Regions from separate parts of the Homo sapiens genome. Here region 2 is linked to region 1. The links are chromatin loops, found by intact Hi-C in ENCODE. Cell type or tissue: sigmoid colon. All regions are shown on one strand. Links, peaks and the distances in the headings refer to the core of each region. The heading gives the core; the rest is flanking DNA.

Region 1 (8,000 bases), core at 1-8,000:
GTTCTTGGGGTTCACTGACCCCCGTTTTTTCTGTTTGCCAACTCTCAGTTCTGTCTCTAGCCGAGCCTTCTTTTCTGAGCTTGACTCTCTTGCTCAGCTGCTTTTTGGAGATCACATCTAAAATCAGGCTCACCATCTCCCCCAGAATTTGGCCCACACCGTTTTGAGAGTTGACTCCTTGCAGGCATCGGGCTAAACATTGTCTCAGTTAATCCTTCACAACTTTATGGTTGTAGAGGAGGAAACTGAGGCTTGGAGAGGTAGAGCCAGGATTTGAGCCCTTCTCACACAAATCAACTTCTGTGCTCTCCATTCATTCTCTCAACATCTGTTGACAGTTGCTATATCCAAAGTACGGGGAGTGCAACAATAAACAAGACCTGGCCCCATGGGGCTTCCAGTCCTCTGAAAGAGACTGTGATAGCCCAGGAAATACACATCCAGTCACAGAATGGCAAGTCACCTGCCCAACAGAAATGCGGGCATAGGTACGGACTCATTTGAGAACCTTTCCCTAGAGCTGCTGTTGTAGGTCCAATTTAATATTTGTTTGAGAGGTGATTCTCAAACATCTGACCCCCACACCACCCCCAGCCTCTGGGCTGTGAGCTCCCCAAGCCCTGGGATGTCTTCGTTTGCCTCCGAGGCAAACCTATATCCTTAGGGCCTGTGTCCACAGTCCATTCCATACTAATGACTATTTGTAGACTAAGCGATGAATGAGGTGGGCTGTCCTTCCTGTCTTCCTGTGACTGCCCCCCAGTCGTTCTCACACATGCTGGAAATGCAGGGGCACCTCTGACTCTTCCCAGCCCTCCATCCTGAGCTGGTCACAAGCTCATGTTGACTCTATCTCCAAATCCATCAATGTCTCTCTGTTTCTTGCACCATATCTGACATAGTACAAGTAACTTTCATCCTGCCCTGGAACACTCCTTTAGCACTCCCTGTCCCTTCTCCATACAGCTTTCAGAGTGACATATTTTAATTAAAAAAAAAGAAAGATCTCCATTAAAGACAAGCAATACACAAAACATGCTTGTAAACAAGTCAAGAGAATAGAAGCCATAGAGTAAAAAGTAAAAGCCCGTCTTACTACCTCTGTCCCCATGGTTAGTGCGCTGTAGATCTTCCAAAGCTCCTAGCCTGGCTCCCCCGTCGAGCTCCCCAGGCTCTTGTCGCATTTCCTGCCACGCTCATCTCTGAGCTCCCAGCTCCCTTTGCCTGAGATACTTTCCCTGGCCCCCAGCACTCCTTCCCAGGACACACACCAGCCAGTACCCATTGGATGCGCCAGAGGATGGGGGCAGTGAGGAGGCTTTTTCTTTTCTTTCTTTTTTTTTTTTGAGACGGAGTCTCACTCTGTTGCCCAGGCTGGAGTACAGTCGCGTCATCTCGGCTCGCTGCAACCTCAGCCTCCCGGGTTCACGCCATTCTCCTGCCTCAGCCTCCCGAGTAGCTGGGACTACAGGCGCCCGCCACCATGCCCGGCTAATTTTTTGTATTTTTAGTAGAGATGGGGTTTCACCATGTTAGCTAGGATGGTTTTGATCTCCTGACCTCGTGATCCACCCACCTTGGCCTCCCAAAGTGCTGGGATTACAGGCGTGAGCCACGGCACCCGGCCTTTTCTTTTCTTTTGTAAAAATTTCTCTAGTAGTTCCACACATCACAAGCATTTATCATTATTATTAACTTTTTATTTTAAAATAATTATAGATTCACAGGAAGTTGGAAGGATAGTCCAGAGTTCCTGCATCCCCTTCCCCCAGCATCTCCTGCTGGCTACATCTTACATAACTATAGTACCCACAACCAGGAAACTGGGATTGGTATGAAGTGTGTATATGTCCTTTGTCATTTTATCACGTGTAGATTTGTGTAACCATCAAGATATGGCACTGTTTCACCACTGCAAAGATCTCTTTCTTATTACCCCTTTTTAGTCACATTCACCCCTCTCCCCCCAACCATCCCTAACCCCTGGCAAGTACTAATCTGTTTTCCACTTCTACTACTTGAATTTTGAAAGGCATACAATAAAATATTGAATGGTACAACACAACATAAATGAAAGCAAGTGACAAGTGAGAAAGTGGAGGTGGTGATCAGATTGCTCAGTGGTGAAAAGAATTATGTTATAAATGGGGCCAACTATGAATAAAGGTGCCCCAACCCGCATGTGCAGATTCCTTCTTCGCAGACTCACTCACATAGCGCGTCATGTCAGTGCAGGTGGCAGCGCCAACCGTGCTCCTCAGTCTGTCCTCACCAGGCCCACGTGAGAACACAGGAACAGATTAGCAACAAGAGCCCCCAGCCTTGGCCTGGGCCAGAGGCGCCTCTGGCCCTCATGTTCTCTTGTCACACTGGTGGGAGCTGCCTTGCCTGGGGTCTGTCTCTCCCACCGACCCTGCTTGGCTCTGGGTTGAAGGCATGACGAGTGAGGCGGGAGTGCAGATGAAATGACCCTCACCCACTCTCCTGGGCTGCCAGCGCTGTTCCCATATTGAGTCTGGGCCCTGGCTCCCCGAGTCCATGCCTGATCTTAGCCTTGTGTGCCTCTGCGCAGGGCCTCTCGCTGCTGAGACCTGTGCTTGGGCAGGCCTGGGTTGGGTGAGGCCAGGAAGCCAGCAGGGAGGGGTGGGGAACAGAACTCACATTCCCCTGACCAGCCTGGAGGGTGATGCAGTTAGGTAGGTGGCTTGTGCCCAAATCTCTTAGCTACGTGACTTTGGGCAAGACACTTAAACCTCTCTGTCGGTGTCCTTGTCTGTGAAGTGAGAGTGGCAGTACCAGCCTCCTGGTGTGGTGAGGATGGAAGGAGCGTGTAGCCTGCTGGGAACATCATGGCGCCCGAGGGCCGGATGGGCATTTGGCAGCCTCTGCGCGAGGAGTCCTCGCAGTGGTTATGCATGGTGCTGGGAGCGGAGCGCTGGCTTCCCACTCTTCAGGCGAGGCAGTGGAGCGGGTTGCTCTTGCCAGAGAGGTTCCTAGTAGGGTCGCAGAGAAACGAAGCGGCACGGCGAGGATTGGGACCCAGGGCTGACTCCAGAGCCCGAGGGCCTTCCACTGCTCCACAAACAGCAGCGCGTCCCTGTGCAAGGTCCCAAACCTGTGTGGGGCTCAGCTTGCTTTTCAGGAAGGGGGCGGGCAGGTGAGCAGCCGACTCCCTTAGCGCCTTCGGCCCCGGAGGGACTGGAGGCCTGGAGGGGCCTCAGCGCCGCCGTGCCCACCTGTCCGCCCCCAGATGGCCTACCAGGTGGTGGAGAAGGGCGCGGCCCTGGGCACGCTGGAGTCGGAGCTGCAGCAGAGGCAAAGCAGGTGAGGCGCGGGCGGGGGCGGGAGGGACCGCGCCCACCTCAGGGAGGCCCGGGGCCAACTATACGGGAGGCGGGGGGAATGGCGCGGGCCGAGATCTTTCCCTACGTCCCCCCGACCCCATCGGTTGGTGCCAGAGGACCGAACGGCTGGGCTCTGAGGGCGAAGGCTTGGGGGAGACCTGGCTTAGCCACCCGGCTAGCCGCGTTTGGCATGGGCAGGTCTGTCTCTGCTCCGAGGCATATTCCCACTGGGCAGTGACGGGGGAAGCTTGGGACCCGCTATCCGCTCTTTCCGTCCTCCAGGCTGGCAGCCCTGGAGGCCCGCGTGGCGCAGCTGCGAGAGGCGCGGGCGCAGCAGGCCCAGCAGGTGGAGGAGTGGCGGGCGCAGAATGCGGTGCAGCGGGCAGCCTACGAGGCGCTGCGCGCGCACGTCGGGCTCCGGGAGGCGGCACTGCGCAGGCTCCAGGAAGAGGCGCGCGACCTGCTGGAGAGGCTCGTGCAGCGCAAGGCGCGCGCCGCGGCCGAGCGCAACCTGCGCAACGAGCGCCGGGAGCGGTGAGGGAGCAGGCCCCGCCCCTCCTGAGGAAAGGCCCCGCCCCTGCAGGGAGGAGTCGGGCCTCGCCGGTGTCTGGAAGGGAGGGGGGCAGCAGCCGCCCCCTGGAGGAAGGGACCGGGTCTAGCCCCGCCTGCGTGCGAGGCGCCGCGCCAGGGTCTCAGGATGCTTTTTACCCAACAAGGGCCAAGCAGGCGCGGGTGTCCCAGGAGCTGAAGAAGGCTGCCAAGCGGACCGTGAGCATCAGCGAGTAAGAGTGGGGATGGGCCGGTCCGACCCTTGCGTTCTGCCTCCCGCCCCGCCTGCCTGCGGCGACCCAGGCTGCCGACTGTACTTGTGCACAGCCCCGTCCTGAGGCCCCCATGTGGTCGGAGCCCACGAGACACCTGCAGAGGACCGTGTGGTCGTAGGAGCCTGCATGCGTGACCGCTGCACGTGTACACCCACACAGAACCCTCATCACTGGGAATTCCTGTCTTCAGCGTATCCTGTGCTGGGGTCGGGAGGGGCTGGCTTGGTCCCTTGGCCTTTCTGAACTTCATTACCTCTCCTAGGGGCCCGGACACCCTAGGCGATGGGATGAGGGAGAGAAGGGAGACTCTGGCTCTGGCCCCTGAGCCAGAGCCCCTGGAGAAGGAAGCTTGTGAGAAGTGGAAGAGGCCCTTCAGGTGAGGACCCAGGTGACAGTCTCAGAGCTCTGAGCTGAGCCCCACCCCAGAGGCTGCCAGGGTCTTCCTCTTGGACCTTGGAGCCAGCTCTTGGGTTGGGAGGGGGCTTGAGGAGAGGCCAGAAAGCTCAGATCTCCCAGGGCTAGTCTGACCTCCATTGTCTGGAGCCACTTGGGGTCAGTTCCATCTCACCCCCCCAACCCCTACCCTCAACCCTTTCCCTCCTTCTTGGGATCAGAGCTCTGGGGGTGGGGAGTCAGGCTTCTGAATAGCTGTCACCAGGAGAGAACCTGTGGGCAAAGCCCAGAGCCCAGTCATGCCAGGCATGTGTGCGCAGCCATAGGTGTGCAAGCATGTGCATCCGCAGGGACATGAGGCCACAGGTGTGTACAAGCTTGACTGAGCCCGTCTGTATGTGTGAATATATAAGCATGTGTAGATGTGTGCTCACACTTGTGGGACCTGATTGGGGCTTCAGACCTTGGGTGCCTGTCCGCAGGGTCTCCTCCATCCTTCTTGATTTGCCTGTCATTGAGGCTGCCCGCTCTGGGCGCCATTCCCCAGCCTAACACCTCTTCTCAGTCTTTCCTTGCAGGTCCCTGGTGTCCAGGCCTTGGGGCAGTGAAGAAACCGTGGGGAGGGGCATGAGATGCCAGTCCCCAAAGTCCTTGGGAGCCCTTGTGGGCCAAGTCATTGTAGGACACACCCTCTCCTGGGCATTGCTGAGGTCACCCAGTGAGCCTAGGCTCCCCCCTCCTCCCATCCCCAGCCTGGGGGAACCTTCAGCGTCTCTCCTCCCTGTAGGCCCCGGCTCAGCTTCCCAGGAACTTTTGTTGGTGGGTACTAGTAGGGTAAGGCAGTTCTTCCCATCATGAGGGAGACCTTGGGAGACTTTCATTACCAAATCCATTGCTGCCCCGACCTTCCTGGGACTGATCTGGGTCACCCTGGTCTCCTGATCTTGGAGAAGTCAAGTTCTTATCCCAGACTTGAGAGGTTACAAGCCTCCAGGTCTCTGGCAAAGTGTGGAGATGATGGACAGCCATTTGTACACACACCAGCCAGTCCCTTAGCATATCTCTCTTGGTTTTGTCTCAGGTCTGCCTCAGCCACCTCCCTGACGCTGTCCCACTGTGTGGATGTGGTGAAGGGGCTTCTGGAGTAAGTGTGTGTGTGCCTGTGTGTGCACCCACGTGTGTGTCGGGCTCCCCAGCCCAGGCTTGGTCTGTGTCTGTGCCTCGACCTGTCCATCCCTGTGATGTGCAGCTGTCTGCCTGTGAGTCTGTTGGGCCTTGGAGACAGGAGCCAGGTGAATGGCCTCAGCCCCGGCCCCGGTTCAGCTGTCTTCCAGGTTCTGTCCTCACAAGGGTCTGTCTTCATCCAAGGTCGTCACAGGGGACCAAGAGCTCCAGCCTCAGGCAGGGCAGGAGCTCCTACTCAATTGGGAAAAATGCTCTGAAATGTCAGGGACTCATTCAGAGTCACAGAGCCAAGCAGTGGCAAGACTGGGATTGAAACCCCGGCCCTGAGGTTTCTTTGCACCCACCAACCCTACCCTGCTCCTGTGTCTGCCTCTGTGTGCTCCCCACCCCGTCTCCACACCAACCCCTGGGGTCGAGGCTGGGTTGGGGAATGCTCTCGCTGCTCCTTGGGGCCATGTTCTGCCGCCTGCCATGTCTGCTTCCTATGGTTGATGCCTCAGGGGAGCTGGAGGCTCCCACCTGAGAAGGACTTGCTGAATGCCCTCCTGACCCCAACCCACCTTACCCCAGTTTTAAGAAGAGGAGAGGTCACTCAATTGGGGGAGCCCCTGAGCAGCGATACCAGATCATCCCTGTGTGTGTGGCTGCCCGACTTCCTACCCGGGCTCAGGATGTGCTGGTAAGGGAGGAGCTGAGCCACATGGGTGGGGCAGTGGTGAGAGAGTGCAGGCACAGGGGTGGTCTCGGCACCAGGGGTGGTCCCAAGAGGCCAGGGAAGCAAGGCTGGGCTCCTCAGCAGGAGCAGGAGGCTGCCTCCCACAGCCTGTGGTGGGAGCCACTCAAGCATGTTATGATGTGGGCATAAGCCGGGGAGGGAGAGAGAGGAGGCTGGGAGGCCAGGAGGCCAGGCAGGAGAGTAGAGTAGCATAGCACGGAGGCTGCTGCAGGGGTCCAGGCAGAGGTGAGAACACCTGGTGGGGCCGGGTTTGAAACTCAGAGTGTGGACAGAGAAACTGGGGAGGGAGATACCACGTCTGCAGCAGGCTGTGTCTGCACAGGCACCGGTAAGAGGGCCCGTGAGCACTCACAGAGACATGCGCGGGGAGGGCCGGGGCACCAACCTCCCCTTTCCCCACAGGATGCCCACCTCTCTGAGGTCAATGCTGTTCGTTTTGGCCCCAACAGCAGCCTCCTGGCCACTGGAGGGGCTGACCGCCTGATCCACCTCTGGAATGTTGTGGGAAGTAAGGAGCCCTCCCCTGCCGGCCAACTTGGTGCTTCTCTCCAGACCCTCTCCTCAGCTCACTCCTTGGTGGGCAGAGGTCTTGGATCTCTTTGTGTTTCTCTATCTGGAATATTCTGTGGGCAGTGACTAGACAATGCCTTGGAAAGAGTGAGACTCTGGGCTCACTGTTCTGAAGAAGGGTGGAGCCTCCTGGCTCCTAGGGTCCAGATTTGCAGGATGGGGAGGGCTGAGTTCAGATGGTCCCTGATGGGGATTGGTGGGGGTCCCCTATCATGAGGTCCTACAGGGACAGGCCCTTGAAGAGCAGGTCCCTGAGTCTACCAGGTGACCCTCTTCTAGCATCACTTGAGCTCTCAGAACTCAGGTAAGAGACAAGTATGAACTGTTGGCCTTGTCCCAAGCTCTGTGCTCTGGAGAGGGGGTGTCCTGGGGAGTCAGAGCCGGCTCCTGGGGGCTTCCTAGAAAAGGCAAGTTTCTGGCTGGCCTGATCCTGGCTTGCTGCGTGCTCTACATAGTCCCTTCTCCCTGGTCCTCTCTAGCCTGGTCTGTGAAATGACTAGCTGTCCCTGGGACCCAGTGCCAGCAGTTAGGGGAGGTGTAGTCTCCAGCCCAGGCCCGCAGAACAGACCCAGCGATTCTGTCTTCTAACCTGGGGATGTGTCGGGGGGTGGGGCGGGAACTGATCTTCCGCTCTCAATCCCAATTCCTCCATTTTGTGAGGTTAAGACCTCATTTCAACTGTCCCTTCCCCTGGTCCTCCCAGGTCGCCTGGAGGCCAACCAGACCCTGGAGGGAGCTGGTGGCAGCATCACCAGTGTGGACTTTGACCCCTCGGTGAGGAACTCTGCCCCAGTGGCATGGGATTGTGCCCTCTCTGATCTCCACACTGGGCAGGTGGGGGCTGTGGGACCTGAGGGCGCAACATGGATACCCTAGAACCAGGCCCCTGGGCTCTTACACAGATCCTCCTCCTTGGGCCGGAGGCTCCTTTGCCTGCCTTGGTGACCT
Region 2 (15,719 bases), core at 3,512-11,511, 540 kb after region 1:
AGGAGCCCCATCTTGCTTTCCTCATTCCAAGCTCTGTTTGTTCATACATTAAACAAACCTCTTCCTGAGCGTCCTTGCTCCCATCTTGTGCCAGGCCCTGGGCTCAGCGATGAGGGCATGAGCTTAGATCTTCCCATCTCCCTCCTGGAGCTCTTGGTCTCATGAGGGAGATGTGGAAGGCAGGGCGCTGAGCTGCAGGCCCGGGTGATTCTGTGTGCACTCACACAGGGGCCCTGTGTAGGTGTGGTGGGGGCGGCATCTCTGAGGGAGTGTGCACCGACCCTGTGGGTCCTTCAGGGCTACATGCAGCCGCTGAAGCAGCCAGAGAACTCCGTGCTCTGTGACCCTTCACTGGTGGACGAGATCTTCGACCAGATCCCCGAGCTCCTGGAGCACCACGAGCAATTCCTGGAGCAGGTTCGGCACTGCATGCAGACCTGGCATGCCCAGCAGAAGGTGGGAGCCCTGCTCGTCCAGTCGGTGAGTGGCCCCGCTGCTGCCAATTCCCACAAGCACAGGCCCTCCTGGAAGGGGCTGGATGTGGCCACGGACCCCACCCCCACCCATCCCACCTGGATACTGACTCTGTTTCCAGATCTGACCATAGAACTTGGCTAGACATTGGTACTTACCCCAGCCCCTGGGTGGACCTGAACTTGGACACTCCCCTACCCCAAAGCTTGGCCAGACTCTGGCACGGACTCCGACCCCAGCCAGACACTGACTCTGATCCTGGACCCTACCCCGCTCCTGGCTGGCACTGACGTGACTCTAGTCCTGACCCCAAGCTGGTGCGGACGCTGACCCAGACCTCAGATGGATGCTGGTACTGACCTCCACCCTATCTTTACTGGAACCAAAATAACTGCCCTGGTCCTGACCCTGGACTTGGGCTGGATGTTGATGCTGGCTGAGTCTTGACTTTTTCTCCATCAGATATTTTCATCATAATAGCATACCTGTTTGCTAGGCATTGTTCTAAATGTGTTGTATCTATCAACAGCCCTGGTAGGAGAGTGCGTTGGTTACCCTGATTCTAAAGATAGTGACTGAGACATGGAGAGATTGGTAACCTGATGAAAGTTACAGTTAGGAAGTGGTGGAGGACTCAACTCCAGAAAGCCTGGTTCCAGTGCCCCGGCTTCCCCTACCCCATACTGCCTCTCACCACAGGCCAGATCTCCACTGTACACTTGTCAAGCTCCCACAATAGCGAGTGAGATCTTAGAAAAGGTATTGACTTCAGAATTCAAAAAGAACATCGAAAGCAAAACCAATAAGCATTTAATTAAATGCCTGTAAAACATAGCATGCCATTTTCATTCATTGTTAAATTTAGTATTTATAAGAATTTAATTACATTTGAAAAACTTCCAGTTCCATTTTATTTTGCCAGAATTCCCAAGAATACACCATGATGACTGATAAATCATAGCCAAATGCAAACTAAATGGTTTCTCAGAGCCACATAATTTCAAAAGCAAAATTGTAAAAATTCTTGCAAAAATTTTACAAGTGAAAAATTATATCTATTTCTGTGGGATGTATGTTTCAATATATTTGCTATGCTGTGGGGTGGGGCCTTGAACCATCTTAGAATGTCCTTGCTGACCCAGAAACTGATGGGACCAGACAGGGGTGATGGGGTTCCAGCTTGGATTGAGTGCTGATGTCTCCAGCCCATCATCACTCTCAGTGTCAGTAAGCTCAGCCCCCTGCCTGGACCTTGATGCTGACCATGGACTACGGCGAAGCCCTGGACCCGGAGGGGTCAGCACAGGATGCTGTGTCCCAGGGTGGGGGTGGTTGGTGAGGGTTGTCTTCCTCCCTTTGCTTCTTCACACCCTGCCCTGTTCTGTCCAGAGGCAGGGGCACTTGGCACCTTAGAGGGACAGGACTCTGGCCGGGCGCAGTGGTTCACGCTTGTAATCCCAGCACTTTGGGAGGCCGAGGCAGGCAGATCATGAGGTCAGGAGTTTGAGACCAGCCTGACCAACATGGTGAAACCTCGTCTCTACTAAAAATACAAAAATTAGGTGGGCGTGGTGGCATGCACCTGTAATCCCAGCTACTCCGGAGGCTGAGGCGGGAGAATCGCCCGAACCTGGGTGGCGGAGGTTGCAGTGAGCCGAGATCGTGCCATTGCACACTCCAGCCTAGGTGACAGAGTGAGACTCCGTCTCAAAAAAAAAAAAAAAAGACAGGACTCTGAGGGGTACAGAAATATCACTAATGTGGTCACGTAGCTTATCCACAGTACAGTTGAGACAGGAACCCAGGTTTCCTGGTTCCCAGACAAGGCTTCTTACCAATAACCTCCATATTTAGTCCGCCATCAGCATCAAGCAGGTATTAGCCACCAGCTGTATGTCCTGCCCTGAGCTGGGCTTTACTGTGGGTGGGATGGGAGCACTTTTCATGGAGAGGGAGAACTTGTCCTAGGAGATCAGGAGAAGCCAGAGGCCAGGTGGCGTACCAGGCAGAGCTCTAGTCAGGGAAAGGAGTACTTCCGAGAGGAGGCAGAACTGGAGCACAGCCCTGAGGCGGGGCGAGATTTGGATGAGGAAGGGCATTCCTGGTGGGGGGATCTGCATAAGCAAAGGCCAAATGGCTAGAATGAGTCTGTGTCACTCAGAGAATGGGGAAAGGGAGACCTGCCTGGCTGGACTTCGTGAGGGTGGAGGTCTAGGGATGGAAATGCCCAGTTGGAAGTGAGAGAACCAGGTCTGAGCTCACAGGATACATTCAGGTCTACATATGTGCATACATGAACAGTCACACCCAGATAATATGAGCACTCGTATATCCATGTGTACACATGCACATACGCCTAAACACGACCACACTTAGAGCCACAGGACATGTGCCTGATCCCTTAGAGATTGTATCATTTCTAGTTGGAGGGAAAAGATGGTGACTCATGAATCAGTGAAAACTAGGACAGGGTGAGGTGGGGTGAGGGACACCTTGAGGGTCCCCAACCTGCCTCCTCCTCCACAGTTCTCCAAGGATGTCCTAGTAAACATCTATTCTGCCTATATCGATAACTTCCTCAATGCAAAGGATGCTGTGCGTGTGGCCAAGGAGGCGAGGCCTGCCTTTCTCAAGTTCCTAGAGGTACTGTGGGCTAGGGCAGGGGGATGGAGGTGACCCTCACCTTGGGCCAGCTTTGAGGGCCCCAGGAGCTCCCAGCGTGGGTACCATAGTCCCAGCCAGTGGGCCAGCCTCCGCTCTCAGGCTGAGCTGGAGAGGCTTGCTGGGGACCTGTCCCTGGACATAGTCTTCCTGGCATGTCATTCCTCACATGATGCCCATCCATGGGTTTCAGCAAAGCATGCGTGAGAACAAGGAGAAGCAGGCGCTGTCTGACCTCATGATCAAGCCTGTGCAGCGGATCCCACGCTACGAGCTTCTGGTGAAGGTGGGCATGGACCTGGGTGGGCAAGTGGGCAAGGCCTGGAAGCATGGGGGGATACAAGGAGGTCTAAGGCCCCTGCCTCGTTGAGCCTGACATCAGGGTCCCTAGGGGACAGGTAGGAAAGATAGTCCTCTTTGGTGTCTACCCATAGTCCCTCCTGCTCCAGCAGTCTGGGGCCCCAGGGGTAGCTAAGCAGTCAGGTCTGCTCCCCATTCCCACCCCAGGACCTCCTGAAGCATACACCTGAGGACCACCCGGACCATCCACTCCTGCTGGAGGCGCAGCGGAACATCAAGCAGGTGGCTGAGCGCATCAACAAGGGTGTGCGGAGTGCCGAGGAGGCGGAGCGCCATGCCCGTGTGCTGCAGGAGATAGAGGCTCACATCGAGGGCATGGAGGATGTGCGTGCGCCCTGCCCCACCCCACCCTACCCCACCCCACCCACATCTGTGTCCACTCGGCCTCTGTGTGCATCTGTGGCCACCTGGAATCGTGGCTGTGTCCATGTCCGGAACCACAGTGTGTTTGCATCCATGTCTGCCAGCCTCTGTGGCCACACGTCTCCACCTGTCTGTTCTTCCACGTCTGTCTCTGACCTTGGGTCCTGTGGCCTGGCAGCACAAGGGCATTGAGGGTGGGAAGCATGCTGCTTCCATTGGCCTAGCCCATGGAGTGGGGCCGAGGGATCACTGGGATTTTTGGAGGGGATAGGGATTAATAACTGGCCTTCGAGATGCCTTGTCCCTCCTGTCCCACAGCTCCAGGCCCCTCTGCGGCGGTTCCTGAGACAGGAGATGGTCATTGAAGTGGTAAGAAGTGTCCCAGTATCTGTCCGGCTGTCCCCACCTCCTCACTTTGTCCTCTCTTCTGCTCACACCCTCTACCTGCAGGTCTCCCTGCTCTTTCACCCCGAGGGGAGCCCTGGTCGAGTCCCCACTCTGCTCTGACTCTCTGGGAAGCTGGGGAAGAGCCCTCACTCTCCCTGGGTCTCAGTGTCCCCTTGGGCACTATGGGCAGGGGGGTGGGCTTCTGGACTGTGTCCACCCAGCCTGAATTCTGCCTTGGGCTCCACAGAAGGCGATCGGTGGCAAGAAGGACCGGTCTCTCTTCCTGTTCACGGACCTCATCGTCTGCACCACTCTGAAGCGAAAGTCAGGCTCCCTGCGGCGCAGCTCCATGAGCCTGTGAGTGGCTGGGCCGGGGTTTGGGTGGTGCCAACAGGGGGAGCATTTGTCCCTCTCTGAGCCCCACTCCCCGACCCTGGCCAGAGCGCCCCATTGGCTCCCCACAGGTACACGGCAGCCAGTGTCATTGACACAGCCAGCAAGTACAAGATGCTGTGGAAGCTGCCGCTGGAAGACGCAGACATCATCAAAGGTGGGTTTGATGCTAGGGGTTCTGGGTGTTGGGGTCTTCCTCTGAGAAGCCCTCCTGGAGGGTCTGAGCTCCAGCCAGTCTGGCTGCCTGTCCAGCTGCTTTTCCACTTTTGGGCCTCGCTCTCTCATCCAGTGCAAGGGGGCTGGCATGAAGGACCCATTTGGCACCCATGGAGCCAGACAGTCTGTCCATGTACACTTCCTTCCAACTGGGCAGGGACCTAGGCTGGCAGCGGGAGCTGGGTGGGGGTGGTGCACACAGAGCAGCATCACTGTAATTAGCCATTGATTCATCTGTGCAAAATCATTTGAGCGCCTAATATTAGATGATGTTGCACTGTCTGGTTCAGCGGTTTCACACACAGGGAACAGACACTCGCTTGAGTTACTGCAAGCAAAGGGTTGATTGGAGCCATCCATGTTGTTCAGGGCTGAGACTGTTGGGAGCTGAGGCAGCTTCCAGGAGCCGCTCCTCCTGCGGCGTCTGTCTTTCTTCCCTTCTTGCTGAGTCTGCCCTGTTCTCACTGCTGTTAGCTTTCCCTGCTTCCTCATAACTCCCGTGATCAGACCCAGGCTGGCTCCTGGCTCAGCTGGAGGGGAGCTCACCTGGAGCTTGGCCCTCAGGGTAACAGACAGGTTTGCTCGGCCCCTTGGTGAACCCAGGCCTGCCCACTATGTAGGAATACCAGCTGATTATTACTCTAATTGGTCCAAGTCAATAGAATGACCACCTTTAAGTTAGGTGCCCACTCCTGGTCCAGTCAGCTGTGAGCAAGAATGGGGCAGGGTCATATGGAAGAAAACATGGCTGCCCAGGTGGTGAGGGTTGGGATGGGACAGTTTCTGTCAAAAGGAGTAGATCGGCTTCATCTCTTCAGGCTGTTTTAACAAAAATACCACAGACTGGGCAATTTATAAACAAGAGGAATGTATTGCTCACCGTTGAGGAGGCTGGGAAGGCCAAGATGAGGGTGCCAGCAGAACTGCAAGGGGCCTGTGCCTCACAGAGGGTGCCTTCTATGTGTCCTCACTTGGCAAACAAGCTCCTTCAGGCCCCTTTATCGGCACAAATCTCATTCACGATGGTTTCCCCCTCATGACCAGGTCACCTCCCAAAGGTCCGCCTCTTTTTTTTTTTTTTTTTTTTTTTGAGACGGAGTCTCACTCTGTTGCCAAGCTGGAGTGCAGTGGCACGATCTCGGCTCACTGTAACCTCTGCCTGCCGGGTTCAAGCAATTCCCCTGCCTCAGCCTCCCAAGTAGCTGGGACTACAGGTGCGCACCACTACGCCCGGTTAATTTTTTTTTTTTTTGTATTTTAGTAGAGATGGGGTTTCACCATGTTAGCCAGGATGGTCTTGATCTCCTGACCTTGTGATCTGCCCACCTCGGCCTCCCAAAATGCTGGGATTACAGGCGTGAGCCAACACGTCAGCCAGGTCCGCCTCTTAATACCAACACACTCAGGATTCGATTTCAACCTGTGAGTGTTGAGTGGACACAAACATTCAGGCAACAGCAGAGCTGTTCCCAGCCTCGGCCTGGCAGGAAACTCCACTGCCATCCACCGGGCACACACTCTTCTTCCCGTAGACACAGTGAGACAGCCTCCCTGTCCAGCGTGACTCCATCTTACAGTTACAAAGCGTGCCCTCCCCTCCTCAGCAGGCTGCCTCTCACCCCCACGGGGTTCTTGGTCACAGGGCCACTTCAGACAGGACTTGCCAGTCTCAGGTTCCATGTCTCTAGTGCTGTCATGACCCGTCCAGGGCTGCCTTACCATTCTGCAACCTGTGGCCCAAATATTAAATTTATATACACCAATAACACATTCTATAAACTAGATTGGAGAAAAACAGGAAAAGAAACTCATTTAGGAAAAAGCAAAAAGACACTTCTTTTCCCTTGATTTCAAGACACATGTGTCCTGGCCCAAGGGTGGAGGGACAGCTCCATGTATGGACCACTGGTCCAGAATGTGCGTCCCAAGCCTTGGGTTGAGGGCGGCAGGCCGTCTGCAGGACCAGCTGCTTGGCAGTGTTCAGGTATGGGATAGGACCATAGAAATCCAGGGCACCATGCACTGCCCCCTCCTTTGTGGGGCGATGAGTCTCTTGGTCAGCACATTTGACTGCCTGGGGCTCTGCCTGCTCTGTCAGCACGCCCACGGGAGGCTGCAACGCCGCAGCAGTTCCGTGTCAGCCAGGGCCTGTGTATCGCAGAGCCAGCCACCATTTCATACTCCATGCTCTCCTGGGAATTCTCCGTGGGCCTGACATCCTGCGCCACATGGCTCTGAATCAGGCCTAGTCCCCAGCTCACAGGGCTGGGGTTCCTCAGGGAGCTGCCTGTTAACTTTTTTCCCAAGAGCTTGGGGTTTCTATGCTTTCGGTTTGTCAGGTCTCTCCCCGGCCCAGCTGCAGGCTATGCAGTGAGGGAAGGAGAGTCTGTCCCAGCCTGACCTTGTCTGTCTCTGTATCAGTCCACGGCCTTCCTCTCTCCCTCTAGGGGCATCCCAAGCCACCAATCGGGAGAACATCCAGAAGGCCATCAGCCGCCTTGATGAGGACCTCACCACCCTGGGCCAAATGAGCAAGCTCTCTGAGAGCCTTGGTTTCCCCCACCAGGTCTGTGCCCTCTGCCTGACACTGGGGAGCCAGAGGGTGGGAGGCTTCTGACCCTGTCTGAGAGATAGACAGCCCTGACATTTGCCTGAGGGAAGAGACATCCCTTTCCCTCATCTGAAGGCAAAAATCGCAGCCTCCCTGCGTATGGGGGAAGTAACATGTTCCAGGTCTGAGGGTGGAGACATAGCTGCATCCCCATCAGAGGGTGACAGAGGCCCCATCCCCCATATATCAAAGGAATCCAGGTCTGAGGGAGGAGACAGTCTCACTTGCTGTCTAAGGAGAGAGGCAGGTCCCCACACATTAAGGGCAGGTGCAGGCTCTGGTGAGATGCTGGGGCCTGAGGCCTGGGCCCTCTTCCCCACAGAGCCTGGACGATGCACTGCGGGACCTCTCAGCTGCCATGCACCGGGACCTGTCGGAGAAGCAGGCGCTGTGCTACGCGCTTTCCTTCCCGCCAACCAAGCTGGAGCTGTGCGCCACTCGGCCCGAGGGCACCGACTCCTACATTTTTGAGTTCCCTCACCCTGACGCCCGCCTTGGTTTTGAACAGGCCTTCGATGAGGCCAAGAGGAAGCTGGGTAAGCCAAGGCACATGTTGGCCCTCTCCTCCTAGAGCTTCCAGGCAGGAGGCCAGAGGCATCTCACAGCTGTCTGTGACTTCAGGAGCCAGAACCGCAGTGCCCTGTGCTCCGGCTCCACCTGGTGGGGAGGGGGGCTTCTGCAGTGAAACATCAGACTGAATAATAGCTGTGGCCTCCCTGGCAGGGAGGGGATTCCATGGATAGGGTCTCACTGTCTGCTGGACCTGCCCCATAGTGGGCACCGATAGCCAAGACCCTCGCCATACCCTCCCTACACACACTCTGAGCAGGGCTGGATCAGGGAAAGCGATTGATCAGGGTTCATGGCTTAGAAGATCCACAGAGACCTCTGGGTCTAACCCCAAGACAATACACATGGGAAAAGATTGAGGCCAGGAGCAACTGCCTTATTCTAATGTGGCTGGGATCAGGCCTTCCCCTAAAGAGACCCTGAGGGGCAGGGGAGGAAGGGGAATGGGGCAGGGGCAGGACCAGGGTGAGATGGATGCTATGCTAAGCAGGGTCCGTCTGTCTGTCCATCTCCACTACAGCATCCAGCAAAAGCTGTCTAGACCCTGAGTTCCTGAAGGCCATCCCCATCATGAAAACCCGCAGTGGCATGCAGGTATGTCTGCATCTGGGTCACTTGGGTACATGTTTTCAAAGCCAGCAGGTGTTCATGAATTTTTGTGTACGACATTGTGTATATGCCGTGAACATTGCTATTGCTCCTTATGTCTTGGAGAATTCAGCTCTCTGTACATGTGTGTGGGTGCTGCATATGTATTACATGTACACATGTATATGGGTATGCTTCGTGCATATCTGTATCTGTGCATGTGAACAAAGGTTATATGAATGATGGGAAGTAGCTTCATTTATGTGCTTGTATGAGGCTGCATACATATGTACAGAGGTTACCAGCATCACATTTTTTCTATGCATGTATCCATGATTATATCTGGGGATATGTGTGTGTACATGTAGGCATGATGCCTGTATCCCATAGGCATGAGTGCATTTGATGTGTAGAGGGTCACATGGGCAAGGTGCGGTGGCTTACGTCTGTAATTCCAGTACTTTGTGGGGCCAAGTTAGGAGGATCACATGAACCTAAAAGTTCAAGACCAGGCTAGGCAAGACCCTATCTCTACAAAAAATTCAAAAATTATCCACGTTTAGTGGCGCGCCCCTGTGGTCCCAGTTACTTAGGAGGCTGAGGTGGGAGGATTGCTTGAGCCCTGGAGGTCAAAGCTGCAGTGAGCCATGAACCCACCACTGCACCCCAGCCTGGGAGACAAAGCAAGAACCAATCCAAAAAAAAAAAAAAGGGTCCTGTGCCGCGTGTATGTGTACGCGTGTGTAGAAGGGTGTATAGGGCATCCACACACACACACCCATGCAGGCCTGCCTCCCTCCATTCTGCCGGGGTTTCCCAGGAGTGGGGAATGCTGGCAGCAGTTCCTCCATTCACCTTCTCCTGTCCATTGGCGCCTCCTGCAGTTCTCCTGTGCGGCTCCCACCCTGAACAGCTGCCCGGAGCCCTCGCCTGAGGTATGGGTCTGCAACAGCGACGGCTACGTGGGCCAGGTGTGCCTGCTGAGCCTGCGCGCCGAGCCGGACGTGGAGGCCTGCATCGCCGTCTGTTCCGCCCGCATCCTCTGCATCGGGGCGGTGCCCGGGCTGCAGCCTCGCTGCCACCGGTGAGGCCTGGGCGGCGGGGTGGGCGGCACCGCGGGCCTGGGAGAACCAACCCCTGTCCCAGCACACTCTCAGGCCGCCCCGGCGTGGTTGTGGGCGGGGCCCGGCGAGTGTGGGCGGGGTCGGTGGGCGTGTCCACCACCGGGGCCCCGTCTGGCTCGTAGCTGCTGTCATCCTCACTCCGTCTTCTCGCAGGGAGCCTCCTCCGTCGCTGAGGAGTCCTCCAGAGACGGCACCGGAGCCCGCCGGGCCGGAGCTGGACGTCGAGGCCGCTGCAGACGAGGAAGCCGCGACGCTCGCGGAGCCGGGGCCGCAGCCCTGCCTTCACATCTCCATTGCAGGCTCGGGCTTGGAGATGACGCCGGGCCTCGGCGAGGGTGACCCCCGCCCAGAGCTGGTGCCCTTTGACAGTGACTCTGACGATGAGTCTTCGCCCAGCCCCTCGGGGACGCTGCAGAGCCAGGCCAGCCGGTCCACCATCTCCTCCAGCTTTGGCAGTGAGCTTTGGCCATCTCCTCCAACTTGGCCTTGGCAGGCAGGGTGGACTGCCCAGAGGAGGGGGAGAGGAGGGACCAGTGTAGGGCAAAGGCATGGCGTCAGACCTCAGGATGTTAGCACACAGAGCAATGAGGGCAGGGGATGTGACACCAAGGATCCAGAGGACAGTGGGACAGTCAGGCGGGATCATGAAGACCCTGGAGCACTCAGCTAAGGAAGATGGGGTGCTGGTGGAGTGGGGACCCACGGTGTGGCCACTGGGTCTGAGGGGCCAGGCAAGATCAAGGATTCTGTAGTGCTGAGCTGTCGGTGAGCAGGGCAGCAGGGCAGCAGACCGGAGCAGGCCGGGGAAGAACAGCTTTGAGAGGCCTTCCGGAGGGGCATGGCCAGGAGGGATGCATGGCCTAGAAAGATATCAGGTCCCAGGCCTGGCAGAGGGAAATGGAGACAGAGACCTTTGTCTCCCTCAGATGAGGAGACCCCGAGTTCCAAGGAGGCCACGGCAGAGACCACCAGCTCAGAGGAGGAGCAGGAGCCAGGCTTCCTGCCACTGTCTGGCTCCTTTGGGCCTGGTGGTCCCTGCGGCACCAGCCCAATGGATGGGAGAGCCCTTCGCCGCTCCAGCCACGGCTCCTTCACCCGGGGCAGCCTTGAGGACCTGCTGAGTGTCGACCCTGAGGCCTACCAGAGCTCCGTGTGGCTGGGCACTGAGGATGGCTGGTAGGGACAGGGGAGGGACTAGGGACACAGTGCCAGAACTCTGAGCTCCCTGCTCTGGAAATCATGTGGTCCCCTGGAGCCAAGGCAGGAGGGCTTTGGGTCACACCTCAGGGGTACTGCTGACCAGGGATGTCAGTGGGTCTGACAATCCCAGGGAGGCTGTGGGACCTCAGTACCTTGGGCAGGCACCCAGCATTGAAGACGTGGTGCTAGGGGCAAAGAGGTGGAGGGATGACTCCAGGGGCTGGTGTGCCCCAAGCATTTGTCCCAGGTGCATACCCCGATCCACAGTGTCCACGTGTACCAGTCCTCCGACAGCATCCGTGACCGCAGGAACAGCATGAAGCTCCAGCATGCGGCCTCTGTGACCTGCATCTTGTAAGGCCCCAGGGTGGCCCTTCCTATCTAGACTCTTCTCAGCCACACGTGCAGGCCTCCTTCTGTTCATCTGGTCCCCCTGCTCTACTGTCCCTCCTCTGTGTGGAGGCTGGAAGCCAGAGGCCTGGCCCTAGGCTAGCTGTGCCTCTTACACACTGTGTGAGCTCGGGCAAGTCACCCCCTTTTCTTAGCCTCAGGCAACCCCCACCTGGAGAACAAGGGGTGGGAAGAGGTGGCCTCTCGGGAGCCATACCCATTCTATCTGTGGTTCCCCTGGTCCTGGGTGACCCACTTTGGCTGCCTGAACTCCCTTACTGCTTCCTCTTTTCCCTACCCAGGTATCTGAATAACCAGGTGTTTGTGTCTCTGGCCAATGGAGAGCTTGTGGTCTACCAAAGGGAAGCAGGTGAGTATCTGCCCTCCCCCACACCCTGCCCCTGTCCCCTTACTGGTGTTGGGGCTCTCTCCTGGAGATGTGGCTTTGGGCAACTCCCAGGCCCTCTGTGGGCCTTGGTTTCTTTGCTTATAAAAGGGGAATGTTAACATCTCATTTCAGGGGAGACCGAGGCTCAAATTTAGAACTGGAGTGAATTTCCTGTTTTCTTTACCCCACTCCAGGCCATTTCTGGGACCCCCAGAACTTCAAATCAGTGACCTTGGGCACCCAGGGGAGCCCCATCACCAAGATGGTATCTGTGGGTGGGCGGCTGTGGTGTGGCTGCCAGAACCGAGTCCTTGTCCTGAGCCCTGACACGCTGCAGCTGGAGGTAGCAGGGGGTGGGGGAATGGAATTGGTGCCATGGGATGAGCTAGGTCCGTGTGACAGGGAGATGGAGACCATGGTAGGGGCATAAGCAGCATCCAGCAGAGGGCTAGGGCCTTCCTCTGACCACAGAGTGACGCTGGCCAGTCCCTGTCCTCCTTCGATCCTCATTTCTTCTGTAGCTGATGAGGAATACAGTAAGTGTCCCATATACATTAGGAATCTTATTCATCCTCCTGCCCACCCTATCTCTCAACTCAGGTTTTAGGGTCCTTTGGGGATAGGACAAGAGTCCTTTCTGATGTCAACATCCATTAGCATTAGACTCTGGCATTTATTGCTGCACATGTCACTTGCACACATGTCAGAAGTATCCAGGGGCAACGGGTTCCCTTAATTTCCCTCACTTATTCCATTGTTGGCTGGGCAGGAGTCCAAAGCCCTGGGTTCAGGCCCCAGCTCTGTGACTGACTTGCTGTGTGACCTTTCCCTTCTAGGCTTCAGCTTCCCCACCTGTCCAGGGGGAGGCCAGTGACTGATTTTAGAACCCTTTAAGCATTGAAGTTCTCTGATCCTTAAATCACTCAAGTTTAATGGGGAAAAAGCACCTCCATTGTAATTCCTGAGAACTAAGTTGGGAGGTGCTGGTGAAACCAAGCTTCGAAAGGTTAATCAGACCAAGGACCAACGCTAGTGTGAGTTGTGAGGGATGGACACTGGTGAAGCTCCAGGCTAGGGTGGGCCAAGGGAGGCAGGCCTGCCAATGACCCATCTTCTCCCCCGCCTTCCCCAGCACATGTTTTACGTGGGTCAGGATTCAAGCCGCTGCGTGGCTTGCATGGTGGACTCCAGCCTGGGTGTGTGGGTGACATTGAAAGGTAGTGCCCACGTGTGTCTCTACCATCCAGACACCTTTGAGCAGCTGGCAGAAGTAGACGTCACTCCTCCCGTGCACAGGATGCTGGCAGGTACTGACCTCAAACTACCACAGCACCCTCCTTGGAGCCTTTCTGCCCGATCGTAGAGGCGGCTGAGCCAGGGCCAGAATTCAGCCCCAGCTGTGGTCTGTCTCCCACCCCAGGCTCGGATGCCATCATCCGGCAGCACAAGGCTGCCTGTCTGCGAATCACAGCGCTGCTGGTGTGTGAGGAGCTGCTGTGGGTGGGCACCAGTGCTGGTGTCGTCCTCACCATGCCCACTTCGCCCGGTACTGTCAGCTGCCCACGGGCACCACTCAGTCCCACAGGCCTCGGCCAGGGACACACCGGCCACGTCCGCTTCTTGGCTGCAGTCCAGCTGCCAGATGGCTTCAACCTGCTCTGCCCAACCCCACCACCTCCCCCAGACACAGGTGGGTCAGTGCATCATACCCCAAGCTAGGGATCATGGACATTTGGTTTAGGACTCCCCACTATCCTGCCAGAAGAGCTTTCAAGAGGGAGGAAAAGTGTCACATAGAGCTGGAGGTGGCATATGTGACAGGAAATACACCACGGAAGTGTCCAAATGAAATCTAGGATAGTTGTGTGTGTGTGTGTGTGTGTGCGCACCTGCATGTGTTGTGTGTATATAAAGTTCTATCCAGAGAAATGTCATGAGAGACAGGGAGGGAACTATAACCTAAGAGGTAGAATATGTCACAAATAGAATATGTATATAGAAAATATGTCCTGTTGTATATATTTCCTATATGCACCAGGAAATAGCACAGGACTAGAAATGATATATAGGGCAGGAAGTGGAATCAGGAAGTGATGCACAGAGCAGGAAATAGAAATAGCAACAGAAAACAACATAGAATGGCACTAGCACAGAAAATGGACTGATAATTAGAAAGTGAAACAGCCGGGTGCCAGGCGCGGTGGCTCACACCTGTAATCCCAGCAGTTTGGGAGGATGAGGTGGGAGGATCGCTTGAGCCCAGGAGTTCAGGACCCAGCCTGGGCAACATGGTGAGACACCATCTCTACAAAAAATACAAAAATTAGCCATGTGTGGTGGCACACACCTGTGGTTCCAGCTGCTCAGGAGGCTGAGCTGAGGTGGGAGACTCACTTGAGCCCAGGGAAGTCGAGGCTGCAGTCAGCAGAGATTGCACCACTGCACCCCAGCCTGGGTGACAGAGTGATACCCTGTCTCAAAAAAATAAAAATAAAAATATGGCCGGGCGTGGTGGCTGACACCTGTAATCCCAGCACTTTGAGAGGTTGAAGGGGGTGGATCACCTGAGGTCAGGAGTTCGAGACCAGCCTGGCCAACATGGTGAAAACCCATCTCTACTAAAAATACAAAAACTAGCTGGGTGTGGTGGCGGGCGCCTGTAATCCCAGCTACTCGGGAGGCTGAAGCAGGAGAATCACTTGAACCAGGGAGGCGGAGGTTGCAGTGAGCCAAGAGTATGTGCCATTGCACTCCAGCCCAGGCAACAAGAGCAAAATTCCGTCTCAAAAAAAAAAGTGAAACAGCAGGAAATGAGGTACATCAGGAGGCCACAACCAGAAAAGTCTTGCTTTGGCAGGACAAGAAATGATATTCCCAAGAGGAAGTGGCTGTGGAAATCAGGAAGCAATAAAGCCTCGGGTCAGGAGTTGTCTGGGTTCACAGAAGACTTAAGCTACCTGGGAAAGGGCTGTTGGAAGTAGGAGGCTTATTTAATGCAAGGACGTTGCGTGCAGTAATCAAGAGAGATAGAAAGTGGCATCTTACAGGGCACTTACATTGTAAAAAGAAAAAAATCAGAAGTGGCGTCACCTTGGGAAATTATGTGACTCCTGACTAGAGATTACAGATGGGACATAAGAAGTCTGGCTGCCAAGAAGTGGGCATTTCTTTCTAAATAAGTTCCTAGCTAACAGAAAGTGGGATTCCCCCATAGGAAGTGTGCACATCTTCCTTCCTATCTTCTGGGGTGTGGGAATTCAGGCCCCGATGGGACAGTGAAGCCTCCATTCGCCCCCAAGCTGACAGATCCTCCCCTCTGCCCCCAGGCCCCGAGAAGCTGCCATCACTGGAGCACCGGGACTCCCCTTGGCACCGAGGCCCCGCCCCTGCCAGGCCTAAAATGCTGGTTATCAGTGGAGGTGATGGCTATGAGGACTTCCGACTCAGCAGTGGGGGCGGCAGCAGCAGTGAGACTGTGGGTCGAGACGACAGCACAAACCACCTCCTCCTGTGGAGGGTGTGACCCTGTCTGCCGTGGCCCAGGACTCGCCCGCCCACCTGCCTTCAGCCTGCTTGCCTCTCCCTAGCCCACACGCAGACTTTGACCAGGAGTATCCAGCCAGGGGCACACATGTGCCTGCGTGGGCTCTGCCTTGTCTTCGCGGAAGCATTCCTGATGGAACACCCACTGGCCAGCCAGGCCATGGCTTCTCCCGACCCTCTGGCTGCCCCGGTGCTTCCAGTCATGATCGGGTGGGGGACATGTGGGCTGACCAGGACCTCTGACCCTGGAGCTTCTACCAAAGACACAGCTGGGTCTGGACCCCACGGGGCTGGGGAGGGCCATGTGCAATATTTGGAGGGTTTTCTGGAGGGCAGCAGGAAGGCTGGGGAATTCCCCATGTACAGTATTTATGTTTCTTTTTAGATGTGTACCTTCCCAAGCACTTATTTATGCAGTGACCTGGTCACCTGGGGTGGGGGTGATTTGAGG

The links. A loop is a pair of places that touch in the nucleus more often than their neighbours do. Peaks named below come from ENCODE experiments on the same cell type or tissue, not always from the same donor. Only the 100,000 strongest peaks of a DNase experiment are listed, where the experiment ranks them.
Region 2: a loop joins it to region 1, with 2.3 times the contacts of the local background. A loop is called at or near these places in 3 of 110 quality-filtered maps.

The regions. Positions count from the first base shown.
Region 1 is chr11:72,818,418-72,826,417 of GRCh38, forward strand. ATG16L2 (autophagy related 16 like 2) reads left to right here. Exons shown (of 18, transcript NM_033388.2): 4 at 3,251-3,324; 5 at 3,627-3,878; 6 at 4,061-4,126; 7 at 4,431-4,544; 8 at 5,643-5,705; 9 at 6,317-6,425; 10 at 6,885-6,990; 11 at 7,756-7,826. Among named protein-coding and RNA genes, the nearest start is that of ATG16L2, 8.0 kb to the left of the region's middle. RefSeq lists a silencer at 3,821-3,990 and enhancers at 4,311-4,640, 4,681-4,790, 4,841-4,960, 7,921-8,000. In sigmoid colon, for the core only: a CTCF peak has its summit at 3,989 (motif pointing left); DNase peaks (open chromatin) are centred at 3,509, 3,904, 5,284 and 5,804; H3K4me3 peaks cover 1,472 bases; H3K27ac peaks cover 340 bases.
Region 2 is chr11:73,352,533-73,368,251 of GRCh38, forward strand. It overlaps ARHGEF17 (Rho guanine nucleotide exchange factor 17), which reads left to right. Exons shown (of 21, transcript NM_014786.4): 3 at 298-480; 4 at 3,001-3,117; 5 at 3,329-3,421; 6 at 3,643-3,819; 7 at 4,177-4,227; 8 at 4,493-4,602; 9 at 4,710-4,795; 10 at 7,302-7,420; 11 at 7,788-8,001; 12 at 8,556-8,629; 13 at 9,508-9,707; 14 at 9,901-10,202; 15 at 10,674-10,923; 16 at 11,215-11,301; 5 more. The coding sequence ends at 15,248. Among named protein-coding and RNA genes, the nearest start is that of RELT, 16 kb to the right of the region's middle. RefSeq lists enhancers at 9,516-10,022, 9,672-9,966, 13,814-13,983. In sigmoid colon, for the core only: no CTCF peak of the experiment used is centred there; a DNase peak (open chromatin) is centred at 7,029.